Regions from separate parts of the Mus musculus genome. Here region 1 is linked to region 2. Evidence: chromatin loops called from intact Hi-C (ENCODE). Cell type or tissue: left cerebral cortex. All regions are shown on one strand. Each heading gives the region's core, and the rest is flanking DNA. Links, peaks and the distances in the headings are about the cores only.

What was found. A loop is a pair of places that touch in the nucleus more often than their neighbours do. Peaks named below come from ENCODE experiments on the same cell type or tissue, not always from the same donor. Only the 100,000 strongest peaks of a DNase experiment are listed, where the experiment ranks them.
Region 1: a loop joins it to region 2, with 2.0 times the contacts of the local background. A loop is called at or near these places in 3 of 42 quality-filtered maps.

Annotation. Positions count from the first base shown.
Region 1 is chr7:35,898,378-35,906,712 of GRCm38, reverse strand. No RefSeq gene overlaps it. Among named protein-coding and RNA genes, the nearest start is that of Gm36234, 21 kb to the left of the region's middle. In left cerebral cortex, for the core only: CTCF peaks have their summits at 4,670 (motif pointing left) and 7,064 (motif pointing left); DNase peaks (open chromatin) are centred at 4,414, 4,658 and 7,843; H3K4me3 peaks cover 301 bases.
Region 2 is chr7:36,168,325-36,176,659 of GRCm38, reverse strand. Gm46016 (a long non-coding RNA gene) reads right to left here and starts at 5,356. Exons shown (of 3, transcript XR_001778340.1): 1 at 5,247-5,356. In left cerebral cortex, for the core only: no CTCF peak of the experiment used is centred there; DNase peaks (open chromatin) are centred at 1,170 and 4,652.

The DNA of each region.
Region 1 (8,335 bases), core at 208-8,207, 270 kb after region 2:
GGCAGCCTCCCGCTCACTCCTGGCCTCCCTCTGCTTCCTGCCCTAGCCCTTCCCCTTCCCCTTCCCCGCTTCCCCTCTTCCCCTCTTCCCCTTCTCCTCTTCCCCTCTTCCCCACTTCCCCTTCCCCTCTTCCCCTCTTCCCCTCTTTTCCTCTTCCCCTCTTTTCCTCTTCCCCTCTTTCCCCTTCCCCCTTCCCCTCTTCCCCACTTCCCCTTCCCCTCTTCCCCACTTCCCCTTCCCCTTTTCCCCCCTTTTCCTCTTCCCCTCTTCCCCTCCCCCATTTCCCCTCTTCCCCTCCCCCACTTCCCCACTTACCCTTCCCCTCTTCCCCTTCCCCCTTCTTCTCCTTCCCTTCTTTTCCTTTTCCCCACTTCCCCTTCCCCTCTTCCCCTTCCCCTCTTCCCCTCTTCCCCTCTTCCCCTCTTCCCCTCTTCCCCTCTTCCCCTCTTCCCCTCTTCCCCTCTTACCCTCTTACCCTCTTCCCCTCTTCCCCTCTTCCCCACCTCCCCTTCCCCTCTTCCCCTCTTCTCCTTTTCCCCTCTTCCCCCTTTTTCTCCTTCCCCCTTTCCCCTTTCCCCTTTCCCCTTTCCCCTTTCCCCTTCCCCCTTCCCCCTTCCCCTTTTCCTCTTCCCCTTCCCCTTCCCCTTTCCCTTTCCCTTTCCCTTTCTTCTTCTCCTTCCAGTGGCTTTACAGCTACAAGATCCACCCTGCAGCTCTCTGACAATCTTTGCTCAGAGATCACAGGAATGCTGACATGTCTGAGGCCCCAAGAACTTTGGCTTTTGTCATCTTCACTGGGAAGGGGTCATCTGACCTCTAACTTCATCCCTTCGGGGTTCCTGTGGGTAAGGAACACCTCAAAATCCCCAGGACTCCAGTCGTAGCTGAGGGACAGAATAGTCCTAAGCACAGCACAGTGGAGTACAGCCCACTGACCACAAACACAAAGGTGTGTAGGAAACACTGCTACAGGGGGACCCAACATCACTCAGGCTGTACTTAGTCACTGAAGTCAGGGCAGGAACCTGGAGGCAGGAGCTGATACAGCTGCCATGGAGGGGTGCTATTTACTGGCTTGCTCCTCATGGCTTGCTCAGTCTGCTTTCCTATAACACCCAGGACCACCAGCCTAGGGTGGACCTGCCCACAATGGACTGTGCTTCCATAGGAATCTTCAATCAATAAAATGCATTTTGGACTGGCCTGCAGGCCAGTCTTCTTTCTTCAAATCCCACATCCCAGATGACTCAGGCTGATATAAAACTCATCAACACAAATGTGGATGGTCCAGAATGCAGTCAGGTCTTTCCCAGAAACCATTTTCACTTCCTCACTTCCAGTGCCTTCCAGAATATTCCCCTTGTCTTAGCAGGCAGGAAATGCTGAGGCTTTGTTGATCTCAGTCTGCTCCATTGACCTGAGCATCACCACCTTTGTATGTAACTTATTTCGATTCTGTAGCAACCAGACGCCCCATACACCTGCCAGCATTCCCATTGTGAAAGGCAAGCCAGAGAGAGGCTGAGATGAGGAAGTCCTCACCCATGCCAAGCTGCTCAGTTACTCCCTACCCTGGCCCCCGGTTTTCCCTCATCTTGCCCTGTCCCTCCAGCTGTTCTGAACTCGCCCTACTCCTTCCTCTTCCCTCCGATGTGACTTTGGATCATAAAATGAAACGACTCAGTGTTTATGCTTCTAGCTACATTTATGTTTAAGAGTAAGATGTTGAGTTTAGTTTTAATGATGGAGGAAAAAAAAAAAAGCCTTTCAGAGGCTAGCTCACTGAAACTCATTATGTACTATAAAGGCCACTATTTAAAGATTCCGTAATTCTACTGATAATCTTTTTAAGGCAGATTTATAGCAGAAAATAGTTAGATTCTTTGACTTTAGTTATAATTTTCCATTCTGTAATTTAATACTCCCTTAGTTTATATTTGCGCATTAAAAGACGGGATCTAAAAGTCCATCATTAAATACTTTTAATAAGTGCAATAAATAAGTTTTACAGTGCGCATAAATCTAAAAACAAAACCTAACATAAATTGTTAATCTTACACTTTTTCTCATTAATTGCAATACATAAACATATGTTTTATACAAAGATATTTGCTCCAAAATAAGTATAATAAATACCACATGTATTAACCTTAATAGTTACAAGCTGTTAATCTTATATATTAGGTAATAATTTGTAATAAATAATTGTTTATTATCTTGATGTTTGCTTGTCTTGGGTTTTAGCAATATGCAATAAAGAAATGCAATTTTGAATAATTTGATTGTAGGACTACTGGGAAAATACTGTATGTTATAATTAGCTGAGAGATGGTTCTGCTCCTGAGAACCAGGAAAAAGGGGGGTTCAATAATCTAAACATATGTTATTGAGTCCATAAATAATTTTTAAAGTTGAGTTTAGTTTCAAAGAAGAGAAAAACACTAAAACTTAAATACAAATGGATAAGCGAAGCCGTTTTCCCTGAGCTTGAGCCTCCGTCTTGGTGTATGCAAAAGAGATAAGAAAACCGGAAGCCCCACAGGAAGTGCCCGGCCGAAGCTGAGACAGGGGTATAGCCACGACTCTAGGGAAGAGTGGACTACCTGTCCTCATCCACACCCGCAGGAACAACTTCGGGTGTGTGCACAAACGCAGCACCCTCCAGAGCGCCCTCAGCTCCTTGAGCGCCCTGGCAGAGAGGGGTTGGAAGGAAGGGGCTGGCTGGGAGGGGCAGGCAGGAGAGGCTGGCTGGGAGGAGGGCCTGGCACCATTCCTAAGCTTAATAGAAACCACTAGTCTTATGAGTAAAGGTAATAATTTGTCATAAATAATTGTTCATTACCTGAGCATTTGTTTGTCTTGAAGTTTAGCATTGTGCAATAAAGCTGTGCAATTTTGAGTAATTCGATTATAAGACTGACTGGGAAATATGGTGGATTATAATGAGCCGAGGGAGGGTCCCGGGGGCTGGAAACACTGATCAGCCAAACCACCGTCCTGGGCAAGTACTAGTGTCGCTACAGCTATGCAGGGGTCTGCGGACCCGTTTCTCTTGTTTCTGCCATTGAAGTGCTCACTGGACAAAGATCTGTTCTGGATGGATTCAGTCTCCTCGTTCCAGGAGTCCCAAGACAGGAAATTCAGGGCACTGGGCCTACATCAGAGCCTTTCCTGATGCTCCGTGCACAGCACACCTGCTGGCCCGATGGCCCCAAAGGCTCACCTGTAGGTGTCCTCGTGGGAGGGGCACTACCTCCAAGATGCCCGATGCATCTCACATCAGCTCCCACCCATGTCAAGTCACACCCTTGCAGACCCACGGAACTGAAGGAGGCAGCCTCAGACAGGAACAATGCTGAGGGCGAGCAAGAGCCTGTGTGCGTGGGTCACAGGCGAGCAAGCACAGGAATACAAAGACTCACCTCAGGTCTGAGAAAGGGAGGAGGGAAAGAAGAAGGGACCTGTAAGAAATTAAAGAGGAAAGGGGGTAGGGTTAGAGGGGCAGGGAGAAGGAAAGAGAAGAGGAAAAAAGAAAGAGGAGATGGCATGGAAATGTGGGCCTGTAGAGTAGGAAAAGGATAGAACAGAATAGTGAACCTATGGTGGTCTGCTGCAGATCTTCGACAACTTATAGCTGTCATCCCCCCAGCGCATGCGCAGCCAGAATGCCTTGTGGAGCAACACAGGTACTGGCTCCCCGCCGTGCGTTCCATAGCTGCTTCTGTGTTTTCACATCTCACCTTTCCACACTCTGGTGTTAAGGAACATGAGGCTGGCTCCTCTTTGCAGAGACCTTGAAAGCTGGAGTCAGGGGCGTGGCCTCAGCAGGAACAGACGAGTCGCTCTCGGAGAACTTCTTGCCTAGATCTGGACCTCAGACAGAGCTGGTTCCAGGTTCTCAGCACCAAGTTCTGTGAACCTGGGGCCCAAAGCCCCTGAAAATAAGACACCTCCTTATCTGCCTTCCATGGGAGAGCAATCCTGTCTCTCTGCCTGGGGCACTATTCGGGGACAGGCTGGAAGAGTAGACTTACCCACCTTGTTTCCCACTCTTCCACACAAAAAGCACACATGGACACTAAGCCCAGAGCTGCCCTTTTCCTAGAACCTCAGAGGGAGGGGCCCCTCCCACCCCATCCAGATCTTGGAGAGCTCTCTAAGGCTCCAAAGGGTCCCCAGAGCCCTGCCCCAGCAGCAGCTCATCCGAAGAAGCAATTAGGGGGATTGTCAAGAGATAAAGGCTAGCCCAGACTTCAGGTGGGACTCAGCCTGCAGCTTGGACTACCGTGCCACCCCCAAAAGATGACATGTAAAGCTCCTTCTCCTTGCAAATTCAAAGGGAGGCGAAGAGTGTGGGAAAGTCTGCTGGCCAGAGGCAAGTATTGCAAGGCCCTATGAGGACCTCTGGGGATATAAGGAGCCATCTCCACTCTCTGGGCGGCGCTGGGGCAACTGCGGGAATCATGCAGCCAGATGAAGCTCATAAATTTCCCCTATGAACAATTGTTTTCATTTCCCTCCCATGCCACTAGATATTATAAGTGGAAAGCAAAACACAAGTAAATATGTTCATTCCACTCTGTGATCGGTGATAAACGAGAGGCTGCGCCGGCTGACAAAGGTCATCAAAGCCGCCAGCCCGGAGTCTGCGAGCGGACACTGCCACCCTCCGGCCATGTGAGAAACTGCATCCGCTGCCGCCACCCGGACTCCACAGCCCTCCCCAGGCTGTAGGCACCTGCTGTGAGCTCCTTCCGCAGAGGTTGAGGGCTGCCATCCTGCATCACACAGGACATCCAACACATGACACATGCAAATGACAGAAAAACTATAAAGCAAGGCAAAAAAAAAAACCCTCAAATTTAAAACTAGCCACCATCCCTAATCACCTCTCTCATGAAGACAACTTACTAACATTTCAGTCTGTTTGGCTTCAGTTTTGATGAGGTAAATGGGCATAGGAAAAGAGCAAGGCTTTTTGTCTGAAGACCTGATGTTTGACCTAGTGTTCAAATTAAAGTAAATTCTGTAAACAGCTGGAAAATACCTTTTTAAGGGCTGCATAATATTTTCAATTTTAATTTCACTAGTATTACTATTGCTAGTGGCAATGCACTGTGCGTGTGTGTATGTGTGTGTGTGTGTGTGTGTGTGTGTGTGTGTGTGTGTGTGTGTGTGTGTGTGTGTGTGTGAGTGTGTGTGTGTGTGTGTGTGTGTGTGTGTGTGTGTACGATGGGAAGAGGATGTAGGTATGGAGGTCAGAGGATAATCTGTGGGAGTCAGTTTTCTCCTTCCACACTGTGGTTCCCAGGGATCAAACTCAGGTTGTCAGGTTTGGCCGGCAAGCATCCTACCAGGATAAGCCACGGGGCTGGTGGGGTGTTTTAAGTTGTAGGTGTACCAAGTTCATTCCCCCTCTTCAATTGTTTACGTCCCTGCAGCTGATACGGAGGCTAAAACCTTTTATTCAGAAACCCTTCTTCATATGACTTAAAAACTTAAAGGCAGAATTACTGAATGAAATGAAATGTGTATTGCTGGCATGCTAATGCCCTCCCATCCATCCTTTCAACTTTAATATCAACCCCAGGCAAAAATCCAGTTCAAGCTTTCTTGACATTTTGCCACATTTATACCAAGGTCCATCAGAAAAAAAAAAAAAACTGAGGAATCTCCAAGAAACATCTTTTTTGTCAAAAACAGGGGCAAGTGATTAAGACCTATTCAGTCAGATATTAAAAGACAGGAAGCTACGGAACTGAGAAATCTGAAGCCCACCCAGAAGCAGCTGGAGCCAGGTGCTGACAGTCAAACTCGGGGGTGTGTCCTCACTGTGGGAAAACGATGGCTGACAGGTAAAGATGTGAGCACAGCCTGACTAGATCAGAAAACAAAACCGGCATCTTCCTCCAGGATTCTCCTGCCTAAAACCCTGTAGGGATGAAAGATTGGGGTTCTGAAGTGGCACATGGAGGCTACGAATCAGATATGAAAGGGAAGTCCTTTCTGTAGGCAATTCCAAAGGCAAAGACTGGGGCAGAAATAGTGGTATCTGGATATAGGGGGCCCACCTATAGCTGAGTGTGGTGATGCACTTATGTATAAAACTCTCAAAGAATAAGCAAGAAAACATCACTTTGAAAAAGATAGCTAGATTTGAATTGTAAAAGTGAAAAGGCCCTTCTGTCAAAAAAAAATATATAATTTCCGAGATTGAAAGGCAAACCAAAACCAAGGAGAAAAAAAGTATTTTTGACACACGTAATGGAAAGTTGAATGCCCCTAATGTACTCAGCTTCCTTACAAGTGAATAAGAGATATTTCAATAGAAAAAAAATGGATTGAGGACATGAATAGCAATTCACAAAAGAATAAATACAAATGATAAATATGCATAAAAGATGTTCAACCTTATTAGTAATCAAACATATGCAAATTAAAACAGCAGGGAAAGTGCGTGTCTGTCCCCGTGTTGGTAAAGACAAAAAAAAGGTGGTAGAGAGAGGTAGGAAAGCGAGGTGTCACCGCCCTGGTACGAGGTGAACTAGGCAACCTTGAAGAAGGATACTTTGTGATAAACACGTGTAACCCCAGGACTTGAGAGGCTGAGGCAGGAGGATGGGGAGTCTCAGGTTAGCCTGGGCTACATAGTGAAATCTATCCTGTCTTTAAAAAGAAAAAAAAAAAAAACTCGGGATTCAGATATTTTGTTTCCAAAGGAACCAATCAGTGATATACATGGGGATTGGCTACACTGTGTTCTTTCCTCCCAGAAGCGAGCCAGGGTCCAACAACAGAAGGGAACTTGTATTCCATATATATTCGTGGGATAGGGAAATAGAAAGTGTGACATTGGGTATAAACAATAGTGTAGAAATGTTGCGAACTTCTAAGATTTTTTTTTCATAACTGTTTTATAGCACGGAAAAAAAAACCCAAGTACAGAAGCTAGAGAAATAGCCCAGCAGATAAGCTCAGTGGCTACAGGGGACTTGGATTCAGTTCCCAGCACCCACATGGTAGGTCACAGCTTATAACGAAGTTTCAGGTGATCGGATGCCCCCTTCTGGTTCCTACAAGCACTGCAGACTTGTGGTGCACTTATATACATACAGCCAAACACTCCTACACTCAAAATAAAAATAAATTATTTTGTTTTGGGAGCCAGCCTAGTCTACATAGTGAATTCCAGACCAGCCAAGGCTACATAGTGAGGGAAGAAAAACCTTTTTAAAGCAAGGCAGAAACAATGAAATAATGCTTCATACAACAGTGAAAGTTGCTAGGTTATCCATCCCAAACCAATTACCGGTGAGATTTCAAGTCCTTTGTTTTCCAGTGGCCTTTTATTTTATTTTGTTTTTACCCTTCCACATTTAGCAATGTCCTACATCTACCACTTGAGGATTAGGAAGTCAGTGGTTTGGGGTTTCCTCGAACCATCATACTGACCACATGACCACATGACCACTGCACCATGTGATCATCTTCTTTCATCTGTTTGGGCATCAGATGGTCTTGGAACACATCCCAGAGCCAGGCATGTTCTAAAAGCCTGGTGATCCCCTGTTGAGGAAGTTGGAATGAGTTAGTTAAGCAGCTCGGTGGGATGGTGTTCTGATCCCTTCTGTGGGAGCAGACACTAGGGGCAGGAGAAGAGAGCTAGCCCTAGGAGGGAGTTCAGAGATGGCTGCTCTGCAGAGATGAAGGTAAGAAGACCTGAGCTGCTGGGCGGGATGGTGTACACCCTGTAAGCCCAGCACTCCAAACGCTGAGGCAGGGGGCTGTGAGTTTTACACTAGTCTGAGCTATGTAATGAGCCATTCTACTAAAAAATTTAAAAAGTGATGTGGGCTGGCAAGATGACTCAACACAAGCCTGATATCCTGAGTCAGACGCTTAGAAACCATGGTGAAAAAAAGAGAAATTACTCCAAATGTTTTTGTCTGACTTCCATACACACAGTCACACATGTACCACCACCATCATCATCATCTAAGCAATTTTTTTCAAAATATTTTTACTAATTCCTTAAGAATTTCTTTGAGAATACAATGGATTTTGATCATATTAACCCCCCCCCCCAGCTCCTAGGTCCATCTTGACCCACCCCACCCCCACCCCCACATCCACCCCCAACTTCCTATCCTTTTTGTTCTGCTTTATTTTTTATTTAACTAAAGGCATTTCATGAATGTCTTCAGGGCACAGATTGCTCAGGTGTGTTTGGAGGGTTTGTTTTTCCATGAAGTCAAGGTGAGCACTTCATATTTACACAAGAAAGAAATCTCTGCTGTCCCTACTAACCCAGGCTAAAGGGACTCGGTCCCCACCT
Region 2 (8,335 bases), core at 41-8,040:
ACGACTCTAAAGTGCTAAAATATGTGTGTGGTAAGGAGACCCAGGTGAGTCTTAAGAAATTAAGGAAGGCCTGGGGTGATGGCTCAGTGGGTAAGAACACTGACTACTCTGCTCTTCAAGAGGACCCAGGTTCAATTCCCAGCACCCACATGGTGGTTTGCAACCATCTGTAATCTCTAGTTCCAGAGGATCTGACTTTCTCTTCTGGCCTCCTCAGGCACTAGGCACACACATGGTGCAGACAAAAGAATCATATACATAATATAAAAGTAAGTATTAAAGAAATTTCCAGAAAGAAAATAAGGTACTGAGCTAATGAGAATTAGGTGGAGTATAGCTCTGTCATAATGTGTACTCAGCAAGTGACAGACTCAGCATGCATGCATGTGCACACACATATATGTATGCACACACAGGACTCACTGAGCATCATCAGCGTGGAGGGTGAACTGGTGGAAAAGGACAACTCTCAGAGGGACAAGCCTTGCTGAGTCACAAAGGACTCTTCATCTTAGGGGCACAGAAAGTCACTGAAGTGTAAAGCTCCCAGATGACATGGGCAAGCCCGAGTTTTAGAAGGACCATTCTGGTTTCCTTCGGAGAGAAGAGACTGGTACAAAGGAGGACCAGTTCGGCTCAGGGGTCATCTTACCAGAGACCAGGAGCCCTGGCTATTATCTATTTGTTAACTAAGCTAACAGGGAGGGAGGGAGGGAGGAGAAGAGGCAAGGCCAAAGCTTTAGGTCCTCCCATCCCCAACTATTTAACGTGCACGGGGTTGATTCTGAAGTTTTGGAAGGAGACCCACTTCCTCACATACCCCCAAAGCATTTTCACTACCCACCTAAATAGCACACCCACCTGCAGAAAGGGATATATGTGGCTCCAAGCCTCCCATCCAGAAGTTGGTCACTTTGGTGGCAGGGAAGGGAACATGGACTTCTAGCCACAGTATAAACCCCAATAGGCCAGAGGGCCAGAGATGCCAATCTGTGGGTTCTGTCCGTGTTCTCTTCTAAGGGTCCAGGGGCCTGCAGCTCAAGTGCCATATGTATACAGTTCAACACCAGCTCTGCTATTGACATGATGTCAATGGAGAGGGATGCATCAGGCTGCTCCACCACCGTGCGGATCATGTGTCCCACATTGATTAAGCTTCCTGGTCCTCCTCAGCAGCTGCTCTACTCCCACCACTCAGCCTGGTGAGCTGTTCTCCATCATGGGCTGCTAATTAAGGATTGTCGGGGTGGGGAGCTTCACAGGCAAGTCCTGAATCCTTGTCCCAGATCTCAAAAACAAATTCCCAGGACTTTGCCTCTAAAAACAAAGGAGAGGAATGTTTTCAGGGATGGGTTTCTGTCTTTTGGCTTGCAAAATGACAATATGCCCCTTGTAGGAAATGTTGAGAACAGTACATTCGTTTAAGCATGTAAACGCAAAAATGTGAACTTTGTGATCCTAACTTGTAATTGTGCTTAAATTATTCCATGTATGCTTCTGTGAGCCTGTATATGCCTCTGTGTGTGTGTGTGTGTGTGTGTGTGTGTGTGTGCGTGCGTGCGTGCGTGCGTGCGTGCGTGCGTGCGTGCGTGTGCGCGCGCGCACGCGCACGCTGTGTTGTTAAATTACAGTGTTCGTTTTATCATTCACCCTTTGTCTTTAGGAATCTATTGCTGTGATAAAACACCAGGACCGAAAGAAACTAAGGGAGAAAAGGGTTTATTTAGGCTTCAAAGTTCCCCATCACAGTCCATCATTGAAGGGAACCATGGCAGGAAATCAGAGCAGGAACCAGGATGCAGGAGCTGATGCAGAGGCCATGAAGCAATGCTACTTACTGGCTCGTGGCTTGCTCAATCTGCCTTCTTATGGCACCCAGGACCACCTGCTCAGGTGTCTGCAGTGAGCGGGTCCCTCTTGATACCAATCGCTAAAATATACTACAGGCTTGCCCACAGGCCAATGGGCAGGAGAATTATCCCAGCCTTCTTCTAAACGGATTGTAGCTTCTGTCACATTGACATAGAACTAGCCAGAACATCCTGGGACTGTTACGATAACTCTTATAATTAATACTGCAGTGAACATCCTGAGGATAAATACCTAAAGAGGAGTTCAGAAGATTTCTGATTTAGTATAGGAATGAGAATAGATTATAGAAAGGAACAGGTTATTAATACTTTGTTTTGCATTATGAATTTGCTTTATTGAAATATTGAACTTTAGAAATGTATAGATTTAAAGCAGGGAATATAGCTGCTCAGTGGTAGAGCTCCTGCCTAGAATCCCTCAGTGAGGGGCTGGGGGCGTGGCTCAGTGGTAGAGCCCCTGCCTAGAATCCCCCAGTGAGGGGCTGGAGGGTGTGGCTCAGTGGTAGAGCCCCTGCCTAGAATCCCCCAGTGAGGGGCTGGGGGTGTGGCTCAGTGGTAGAGCCCCTACCTAGAATCCCCCAGTGAGGGGCTGGAGGGTGTGGCTCAGTGGTAGAGCACTTTCCTAGCATCCATTAGATCCTAGTTTTAATACCCAGTACCACAAATACAAAGAAGTGTATTCATTTATTATCCCAGCAACAGAAAAGACTCTTTACAAGTATTCCAGATAACTTTGTCATGTAAATGAAATACCATCACCTGGACAGGTATGGTGGGACAACCTGCAATTCAAGCTCACTGGGGTGAGGAGTGGTGAGGCAGGAGAGTCAAAAAGTTTCAAGAATGACAGGGTTACATAGTTAAGACAGATTTGGGGGACACTCACTTAATCCTCCTTCTTACCCTGGTATCAAGAGTTGACACTTATTTAGATTGTTCTAATTTCTGGATCTGTGCAAATTCTTCCTGTCAGTTATAATTTGATGTCTTTTAAAGTTGAGTTCCTTTGTGTCATTAGCCACTGTGACCTTCTGCTCATGTATTTTAGATTTTTGTTGTTGTTGTTGTTGTTGTTGTATATTTACCCATTTGTTACTGATTTGTAAGCACTTGATACATGATAAGAATGCAAAAGAAGTTTTGATTGCAAAGTTACCTCTGGCTCCCTTGGTAGTGTAATGTGGCTTTGCCTATGATCTCCTTGCATGGTGAGTTGTCTTGTTCTAGGTGGTCAGGTCTTAGTCCTCTGGCCCGTGCCTCATGCTTTCACTGTCTGCTCTTGGGAAGTACTTATGTACAAAGTTCTCAGAGAAAATATTCATGTGGGCTTTTAACTTTACATTACATTTATTTCATTGTATTATACACAGAGGGACACAGGTATCATGGCATGCGTGAAGAGGTCAGAGGACAGGAGTCAGGTCTCTCCTTCTACCGTGCTCTAGGAATTGGATGAAGGCCCTTAGCTTCTCAGCTAGCACCTTCACCTACTGAGCCACCTCGATGGCCCAAATACTCATGCATTTTCTCAAACTCTTTCTGTGATTTCAAATAAACGTTCTACCAATCTGAAAATCTGTTACTGGGTATTGTACTAAGGTGAAAAAAAAAATTCTTTACAGTCAAGAGAGTGAACCAATTTAATGAACCGGATTATTCCCTTAGTTTTAAGACTTACTTTTTATTATTTTAATGTGTGTGTGTGTGTGTGTGTGTGTGTGTGTGTGTGTGTAAAAGAGAGAGAGACAGAGAGACAGACAGAGGGAGAGGGAGAGAGACAGAGGGATAGGGAGAGGGAGAGAGACAGACAGAGGGAGAGGGAGAGAGACAGACAGAGGGAGAGGGAGAGAGACAAACAGGGAGAGGGAGAGAGACAGACAGAGGGAGAGGGAGAGGGAGAGGGAGAGGGAGAGGGAGAGGGAGAGGGAGAGGGAGAGGGAGAGGGAGAGGGAGAGGGAGAGGGAGAGGGAGAGGGAGAGGGAGAGGGAGAGGGAGAGGGAGAGGGAGAGGGAGAGGGAGAGGGGATGTGGGTATGTGCATGTGAGTGCAGCTGCCTGTAGAAGCCAGCAGAGGGCGACAGAGACCCTGGAGTTAGTCCTTTACACAGTTGTGAGCTGCTCTATGTGGGAGCTGGGCAGGGAGCTGAAGTCTTCTATGAGCACAGTGTATGCTCTTCACTCCTGGGTCCTCACTCCAGTCCAAGACTTGCCTACAGATCGAATGCCACAGGCTCTTTAATGGAATACATATTTATGTGTGACTGCTTCAGCTCCCCTTGGGATGTTTCCATGGTTCATGGGTCTATTTCACCGAGAAACCAAACTATTCAAACAAATGCAAAGCTCTACCGACATCACCACATACTGTTCACCCAGAACCTCCACCTCTTCCTAATCCTTCTAGAATGCTCTTGGCAATTCTGAAACATCAAATGGACTTCAGAATAAATTTATAACTCATGAGGCCTCCAAAGACCCATGGATAGTCTCACTTAAATATATATTATTAGTATACATTAAGATTTTTCAGTAGTATCTTAGGGTTACTACTACTATGACGAAAACCATGACCAAAAGCAATTTGGGGAGGAAAGGTTTATTTGGCTTACATGTCACAGTCTATTGAGGGAATTCAAGGCAGGAACTCAAACAGGGAAAGAAAGTGGAAGCAGGCACTGATGTAGAGGTGGTGGAAGAGTGCTGCTTACTGGCTTGCTCCTCACGACTTGTTCAGCACTATTTTTTTTTATCACCCAGAACCCCACCCACAATGAGCTAGGTCCACCCACATCTATCACTAATTAAGAAAACGCACCATGGGCTTGCCAAACGCCTGAGATTATTACAGAGGCAGTTTCTAAACTAAGAGTCTCTCTTCTCAAATGACTCTAGCTTGTGTCAAGTTGACATAGAAACTAGCCAGCAAAAATAGCATAGGGTATTTTTATTTGCATTCCTTCCTTTTAAAATTAATTACTAATGTGTGTGTGTGTGTGTGTGTGTGTGTGTGTGTGTGTGTGTGTCTTTATGTGCTGAACAATCCCACTAGCCCCTTAGTCTTTTTAAAATCCATTTCTCTGTATTTCTTGTGGGTTTTGTGCTGGATTTTTTTGTTTGTTTATTTTGGCTGAAAATGTGCATGGTATTTTTATAACTCATGGCATCACTCTTTTCCCTTATTTTTATTAGTTCTTTGAGAATTTCTTACAAATTATTTTGATCCCATTTGTTCCTCCATGAACTCCTCCCAGCCCCACCTCTTTCTGCCCATCCAATGGTATGTCTCTCTCTCTTTTTTTTTTAATTTCCTGAGTCTAATTTGTGCTGCACATATACACTTGAATGTGTGACCTTCGATGACACATGGTCAACTCACCAGGGATTCACCTCTCAAGAAAATTGACTCTTCCTCTCCCAGGTTGGTCACTGTCAGCTTCAATGGATCCTCAGCTAGAGGTGGGATGCCATGCCGTCCTTCCCATTGCATGCTGGGATTTTGTCTGACTTGGGCATGCTGTCATAATGGCCCTGTTAGCTTCAGTAAATACTGTTTCCTTGGATTCATCTCCCATCTTTGACTCTTTCACCCTTGCCACACCCCTTCTTCCATAATGCTTCCTAAGCCATGGGAAGAAAGAGTCAGGTACAGTTGTTCCATTTAGGACCGAGCAACCCACATCTCTTACCTTACTCTTGGCATCTTGACCTGCTGTGGCTCTGTGTTAATCAGCCATCTACTTCAAACAGAAGTTTTGGGGTTTTGTTTGTTTTTGTTTTTGTTTTTTGAGACAGGGTTTCTCTGTGTAGTCCTGGAACTCACTCTGTAGACCAGGCTGGCCTCGAACTCAGAAATCTGCCTGCCTCTGCCTCCCAAGTGCTGGGATTAAAGGCATGCACCACCACTGCCCAGGCTCAAACAGAAGTTTTTATTGCATTCTTATTTTAGCTAAATATTTTATTGCTGGTGTCAGCAGTACAGCATCACTCTTAGTGTGTTCCCTTGTGTTTACCACCCAGACATTTCTGTCACATTAACAGCAATAACATCAATTGCTTTCAAAAGAGCCCTTTTAATTTTTTTTTTAATTTTTATTTTATTCAGTGGGCCACAATTTCAAAGCTATGAGAACTTCTATACATATGTCTGAGAAAATGAAATCCATGCCACGGAGAGTTGCAAGCCAGTGTTTAGTTGAGCTTAGTCATAATAGCTGAGACGTGGGGTCTGCCTACATCCCCATCGGTCCAGGAGCAGACAGAGAAGTTGTGGTCTATACATACAACAGGATAGTTTTAAACCACAAAGAAGAATGAAATCGTGTTGTTTATACCAGAATGGGTAGTTCTGGAGGGCAGTGTATTAAATGAATAAGCCAGAGACAGAGATACAGACACTGCATGTGGCACCTTAAAATTAATGTTGACCTCAGAGTAGTGACAACTAGAGAATGAGAAGATAAAGTGGCTGAACAGAATGGAGACTCCCTTAGATCGTTCAGCATCACCTTAAACTCCTCGGCGAATCCAGTACAGTTTTCAAAGCCTTCATTCAAAACAGTAGAAGCCATAGGAATCCTTTCTTATTTAAATAAAAATTTTCCTTTCTTATTTTTAAGAATTATTCCTCTGCAGATCTGGGAGTTAGAACATCTTCGTTAATAAATGTTCTTAAAAGGACTAATTTCTATGGTATTAACAGCTGAGTGGCTTTTGGGTTTTGTTTCTGGGATTGGTTATTGCGTTTCATTACAAACCATGTCACTGGGAAATGGGCATCAATTTTCTTCCTGATTTTTTATTTTTATTTTTATTTATTTATTTATTTATTTATTTATTTGTTTATTTATTTTTGCTAATGTGCTTATGTATACTAACACGTGCTCTAATATTAGACAACCCTGGAATTATTGAATGTCAGGAAATGTCGTCAGAGGCTGTGGCGGCTCTTGTCCTGCCCTCATCGTTCTATTATTTTAGTTAGTATTTTAATACTGTGTTCAAGAATTTCTCTCTGCTGAGCTATCTTTTTCCAGCTGAAGTATCAGATCGCCTCATGAGACAAATAAAGAAACATTATTTTGAAAATAACTATATGTTCTGAAACTGTATAAACATTTTACAGTGTTTCTCATAGAAGCTTCTTTGTTGCAGGTGAAGTGTTTGTGTCTGCAAACAGTCCTCGCCCAGAGTTTGGGTGCATTCAAGAGTCTGGGCTGGAAAGATGGCACACCGGCTGCTCTTGTAAAGGACACAGGTTCAGTTCCCAGCATCCTCAGAGTGACTTGAAACCATCTGTCACTCTAGCAGGGGACAACACAACCCCTCTTCTCACCTCCACAGGCACAAAGCATGCACATCATGAGCACATATGAACTTATAGGCAAAATATTCATATTCACGAAATAAAATAAGTAAATCTTAAAAGAAAAAAGGAGTTCTAAGCTTCTGGGTTGTTTTATGTAACATATATTTCCTTCTCAAAAACAGCAAATTAATATGTGCATTTTATAGTTTCTTTAGGCACCAATACTTTCAAATTTGAAATTTCATTTTTTTCACCATGTTTATTCCATTTTTAAGGAGGAAACTTGCCCTCATATTCTTGCTAAATAAATACAAAAATTAGCTTATAATTGTAATGAAACAAAATTAAAGTTTATATGTTCATATTCAGCCTGTTCTGTGACTATGTGCTGGGTTTTTTTCATGTAAATTATTTTCTGAACTTTCATTAATTTAATGCTAAAAATAAAAGATTATGAATATAGGAGTATTGAAAACTGTGTCTGTATTTTTTTTAAAATACAGACCCAAAAGTAAGTTTTCTACATATGCAATGTTATATATGTGTGACTAGACAATACATAAAATGTTTTAAGTTGCAACTATATTTATTATATACTTAACAATATGTATTAACATTGTCATTTCCTTACATCCTTTCCTTCCTGTCGTACTCTTGATTTATTATTACTTTTCTATATGTTACCTTGAACCTAACAGTCAACTGATGTGGGAAGATAATTAATACAAACATATAAAAACAAGTGCATAATATAAGCAGACGATCGGCTAATATTAGTAACCTTGCATTTTTAAGTTTAATGAACCCGAGGCTGGAGAGGTGGCTCCTCTGTGAAGGGCACTGCCTGCTCTGGCAGAGGACCCAGGTTTAGTCTCTGGCATCCACATGGTGGCTCCCAACTGCCTGTCATTCCAGTCCCAGGAGGACTAATGCCCTTCTATGGTCCCCAGGAACACCTGCACTCACAAGCACATACCTGCACACAGGTATACACACACACACACACACACACACACACACACACACACAATTAAGAGGTAAAAAAAAAGTCTTCTTTTTAAAATGCCAATATAATCTACAATTTTTCATTAAACATTTTAATTAACTGAAGCCAATCAACGAGAGTAATTGTAATTTAACAACTTGCTCATGTCTTTTGT